2 separate regions of the Mus musculus genome follow, and region 1 is linked to region 2. Evidence: chromatin loops called from intact Hi-C (ENCODE). Cell type or tissue: heart. All regions are shown on one strand. Links, peaks and the distances in the headings refer to the core of each region. The heading gives the core; the rest is flanking DNA.

Evidence for each region. A loop is a pair of places that touch in the nucleus more often than their neighbours do. Peaks named below come from ENCODE experiments on the same cell type or tissue, not always from the same donor. Only the 100,000 strongest peaks of a DNase experiment are listed, where the experiment ranks them.
Region 1: it touches region 2 in a loop (2.0-fold over the local background); 3 of 42 quality-filtered maps call a loop at or near these places.

The regions. Positions count from the first base shown.
Region 1 is chr3:151,328,539-151,331,467 of GRCm38, forward strand. No RefSeq gene overlaps it. Among named protein-coding and RNA genes, the nearest start is that of 4930555A03Rik, 36 kb to the left of the region's middle. In heart, for the core only: no CTCF peak of the experiment used is centred there; a DNase peak (open chromatin) is centred at 1,463.
Region 2 is chr3:151,379,475-151,382,403 of GRCm38, forward strand. No RefSeq gene overlaps it. Among named protein-coding and RNA genes, the nearest start is that of Adgrl4, 57 kb to the right of the region's middle. In heart, for the core only: a CTCF peak has its summit at 1,619; no DNase peak of the experiment used is centred there.

The DNA.
Region 1 (2,929 bases), core at 288-2,787, 51 kb before region 2:
GAAACTTAAGGTACAAACTCTACAAAATGAAAGAATATGCTGATAATGAGAAGACTGCTCCTATACTTATTAGTTGGTTATATTTGTGTATTCCTTGAGAGCGAGAAACAGAAAAAGGAAGTTATACAGGAGTAGGTGTGTATCTGTGTACAAGTGACACTATAGAAACACCAGAAAGGAAATATAATGGTTGTTTACATGCTAAAACTCATTTTCTAGTCATGACTTGCTCAAGAGTTCCAATTCAGGAAATCCTAGAAATGCCAGGTACTCTGTAATGTGACTGATGTCGCAGCCTTGCTAATGCTTCCTTACCAACACGCACTAACATGGCTGCCTTGTCTAGTGCCTAGAACCAAGGTCCCATTGGAGCAGATTTCTCTCCATCTCACCTTGAGATGACACACCAATCTAGATTTAATATTCCTAGGGAACTATAATGCTACAGTCTACATTTGGTTTTTAATCCTCCCCTTAATAATTCAATATTTTTCAAAGCCATTTCCTGCTGTTACAAAGAAAGTTATGATTGCAAACTGTTCTTTATCTTCCTACAACATGATCATCCTTAAACTTTTATATTAATAAATGATCTTCCTATACATTTTTTAAAAACTGAAGTTTGATATATTCCAGTCATACTGAGTCAGAAGCAGTTCTGTTTTCCTTCAGCATTTAGATTTCATTCGTTTTTCAAAAAATATTAAATTAACATACTGAATAATAAAAGAGTCAATAAGATTTTTTTTTACAAGCTTTACAGATAAATCCAAGGAAAGGACTGTTGAAGAGCTGACAGATTGAAGGCAATAATACTTAATATATGCACACCATAATATAAACTATGTTGTTTATGGAAATTTGTAGCAAATAATCTCAGAAGACCATTTCCCTCCATCCAGAAAACAATAGGAGTAGATCATAAAAACATGCACATGCACAAAACCAAAAACATTTTGGATTATTCTTAAAGTAGGGATTTGGATAGAGATTTTAATGTAAATCTAAACATCAAAATTAAGTGCAAAGGAAAAAGGAAGTATTTTGCTCATATTTCGTTTCGAAGAACTTTGTGTATTTGAGTCGCCCTTGAACCGCAGTGCCTCATTTCTAACTGTACTTTTCCTGCCTTTTACTTACAGAGATTAATCTTTGCTTTTGCTAAGTGCATTGGAAATCAGGAGCACTAACTATGTAAATGATGGTAGGAAAAACATCCCTAAAGTAAGAAATAAAGCTCTAACTAGATAATGCTAATAAATATTAATATATGAGAGTAGCAAAGGAATATTAAATGATTAAGCTGCCCGAAATAAGAATAATAACAGAATAATAACTCACTTAACCCCTCCCAGCAGCTTTTCAGGTTTTAGGACTTCACACATATTAACAAAAGTAAAGTCTGCAGAGACTGGCCTGTTTTAAAGCGCTCTGACCTGGGTTGAAGCAAGAGGGGAAATGGGCGGCGGCTACAACCTGATGAGAGACTGACTTGGCCAGTTACATCTGGTAAATCAGTAAGTCTGAAAGGCATACTTGAATCTTCCATCATCCCAGAGTTCAATAAGCAGAGATTCTTCTACAAAAAAGAAGCTTCTAAGTTCTTTTCTTAAATTAAAAAAAAAAAAGAAAGAAAAGAAAAAAGAAAAAAAAAACATTGAAAATGAAAGCACATCTCGAAGGCTTTAGCAATCTTTGAGGTATTCATTTCTTTTATATATATTTTCATTATATATTTTTTATTTACATTTCAAATGTTATACCCTTTCCTGGTTTCTCTTCTGAAAACCCCTCTATCCCCTTCTCCCCACCACCCCTACCCCCTGCTCATCAACCCACCCACTCCCAATTCCTGGCCCTGGCATTTCTCTATGCTGGGGCATTGAGCCTTCACAGGACCAAGGGCCTTTCCTTCCATTGATGTCCAACAAGGTCATCCTCTGCTACATATGCAACTGGAGCCATGTGTACTCTTTGGTTGGTGGTTTAGTCCCAGGGAGCTTTGCAGGTAATGGTTAATTCATATTGTTTTTCCTCCTATGGGGCTGCAAAACCCTTTAGCTCCTTTCTAAACTAACTGCTGTTTAGGGTGTTATGGGGGAGGGGTTTTAGTTGTCATTATTTCTGCTGCTATTGTTGCTGTTTTGTGATTTTTAAATGACTGGAGTATAAAGACTACAGCGAAGTTTGTAGGTGATGTTCGGCAGAATACAGGAATAATCTCTGTCACCAGGAGCAGAGATGGTGAAGTGGTATGCCCAAGAGTCATGCTAGGAATGTGTTCTGTCCTTGAGGGTTCACATAGAAAAAAATGGCATCCAGGACAAATTGCTAAATTGTCCAGTATAATGTAGCAAACAGAACCAGTCTTGTATTTGTTTTTAATTGATTTCCAGTAGGAAGAGAATATAGATGGTATTCTTCACTGCCAAGTGTGTGTGTGTGTGTGTGTGTGTGTGTGTGTGTGTGTGTGTGTTATCACATTAATATTATTTTACCTTCTTGCAAAATATAAGCATTGGAGACTACTCCAAATTCTGTACTATACATCAGGAGGCCAAGTGGGCAATAAAGAGAGCAAATCTTCTTAATCACAAAACTACGGTTGTGGTTTAGGTTGTGTTTCTTATTTCTGAGGATTTTGTAAAACCGATAAGAAAATGACCTGGAAAAAACATGGAGTATCTGTAGCACGGCTGTGACCTTCCTTGCAAAAACATCAGGGGACACTGAAAAATGGGAAAGGTGAATTATGCAGAGAAGCAGCACAAAGCAAGTAGTGGGAAACAAAGAGCCTGGCGATGTGATTTCAAGGAACTTGGTGACTTCCTATAGGGTGCACAGCTTTTAGCCTCAGTAAAAGCAGTTCTTAATCCTGCAGTAACCCAGCCTTATCACCGTGGTTCACACATGCTGACGAGGGCTATAG
Region 2 (2,929 bases), core at 146-2,645:
ATGAATATAATTGTCTCTTAAGTTCTGTGGAAAATATATTTCAGGACCCTCAGAATATCAAGACCAAGAATTCTCCTCTCCTTTACACCAAATGACGAATTACTTACTTATTTTTTGAACACGTCTTCTCTTGAACACATCTTCTATGCTTTTGTGTTTGAAGTATTTGTGTTTATTTATGGAGAGCAATTTAATTGATTTTCAATACAAATACTTCTATTGTGTTGCTTAGAATGTCTGCATATATAATTTCCAAATATCTTTATCTGTTATTCAATGTATATGTAATGTAAAATCTATGCATACAGAAGAAAGACATATGCACATGCTGTACACACACACACACACACACACACACACATCACACATCACATACACACAATCACATACAGGAGATGGGGTATATCTCATTTAAAATATTGATTTTCAAGATTACATGGCAGAAAGTATTCATGCATTTTCCCCTAGGAGAATAAATATGTCCTACTAATTTCTGTTCTTTTGCTCTAGACTGGACAATATGGGGACATATCTCAACTTTATGAAATAGAGGTCACCATGGGGAGATCCCTCCTGCAGTGTATCCATAAGAAGGTCTGGAATAGCTGAGGGTGACGCTCCAATGTCCAGAGCTGATTTCCCTGGAGAAGGCATTCTGGATATGAAGTTTCTCTGAAACTCACATCAATAGCTGAGGGCAGGAGGTCATCATTAAGCACCCTGTGTCCATTCTTCAAGTGAACTCCATATAGTGACAGCTATATTTAACCTGGATGTTCTTTCTGCAGCCATCGGGGCTTCTTATTACTTGAAAATGGAATCCAGGGAACTCTTGGATGTGATTTAATAACTGAAGGGATTTCATATTTCTCTGTTGTTGCCTTATGAATGCACATTTAGAAAAAAGGTTGCTTGTGTGAGTCTAGGAGACATTCCTGGTAGCGAGACACATTTAAGCACGTGCTTACTGTGGTCGACAACGAGAAGAAAATGTACACTGCCCTCAGTTCTAACCTTGAAGAAAATTAAACAGGAAAAGGAAGATTTTTTTTCTCCCATTTATCTTTTTGATGGAAATTTTAAGCCCCTACTTCTCCTCTCCTAAATCCAAATTTGTATTTTGGAAATATACACAATTTGCAAATATAAAGCATTTTCAATCTAGTAAAAAACAAACCTCTTATTGTCTAATTATACATTTACTTGCACTGGGATGAAAGGGGATGTCTTCTGTCAAGAACATTTTAAGAATGATCAGTACATTATGTGCACACTCGTACTGAAAGATAGAAACCAGTAGGCATTATTGTAATTTCTAAGCTTACAAAAAAGAGAGACTGAAGACCTAAAAGTAATGCTTATTCTAATCTGAGTAGAAAGGAATTTCTCCAGTTGGGTGGATTTCTGAATGTCACTGTTTGCACTGCAGATTCCCTGTTCCACCCTTCACAACTATGTTGACTGACTGATAGTTCTGTTTTGTATTTTTTTTTACAAGTCAGGCTTTCTGACAGTGATCCATTAAGATAAGGTATGTTCTTTCAGCTTCCTGAGATGCAGTCCATAGCAGCTGCCCTTTTCAGTTTGTTGTCTGAGGTAACTGTACTCTGGGGGCAGTATAGCTTAAGCAAAATGCCTGACTTAGCCACACAGGAACTTTCTATAGTCAGATTTGTGTCTATCAAGTGCCAAGTGCAGTCATCATGGTTTCCATGTTGCTTCTTGGAAAGCTGTATTGGAATGCTGTGAACATCTTTATCCACGAAAATGAGCTAATTTTTAAGATTTGAGGAAGTGCTCATAAGGCTGTAGGAAGCCACTTTCTGTACCAAAACAGCCATCTCTACTACACTGTGGAGAACATCTCCAAAACTAAAGCAAATCTGCCTCCCAAAGATCTCTAACATCTATACATCTTACTCCCTTCACTCCACCCTGAGATACTGAATGCCACAGTAAGTATAGTTTCTTGCTCCCCTGTTATTGTTTTTGAGAATTTAAAAAAATTCATAAAGGATGTGATTAGTTTTCAAAGCCATGGAGTTTTCATATTTAGTAGAAAACATAATATAAACTATTAACTTTAAACCATGCTGGGCAACATCTATGAAACCTGGCATTCTGAGCCAAACTATCCAGAGAGTATCACAAGGCATTAAAATTAATACTGTATTTAATTGATCAGTTAAAATTAATCCTAATTTTGAGTATATGAGAACACCATCTTCGTCTCAATAACCCCCCCCCATCCTGGTGCCTTTTGTTACGTGTGAACAATGCAGGTGCTTAAAACACATTAGGAAAGAAACGGATGAAATAAGTTCTGAATGCTTTGATAGCAGTCACAGGCAGAAAGAACCACGTGATTGTAATACAGGAGAGAACACTATTGGAAATTGAGAAGCCAGGTGACTAGACTACATAAAAAATATTCTTTTTAAATATTTTTACTGTAGACACACAGAAATCTAAGTGAATCCTTTATACAGGGCTTATGTGTACCCCCCCCCCTTGGGGGAGGGAACACATTCTCTCCTATAGATCAGACCTCCATCCAATCAGAAATCAGTTAGCCCATAAGAAGCATGTACAAGACACATCTTGCCTGGCAGGTAAGCAGTGAAGCTTGTAAGGGTTGGTTCTACATTAGAGAAGGTGGCTTACTCTCTCAGCAGGCTGCATGGAACCTTATACACTTTGGACACTACCCAGCAGGGAGGGGGTTTCTGAGTCAGCCAAAGCATGTGGTGTCTTCAGCAACAGGGGACTTGCCATGCAGTTATGGGATGTAACCTAGGACAATGACAATCGTTTGTGTTGTTTTGAAGACCTCTGGGGCCTTGCTGACAGTAACTCCTAAACTTTGTACTGCGATTTTCATTTAATAACCCATGTCTTCTGGGAATGACTTTCTCTAGCCATGAAGAGT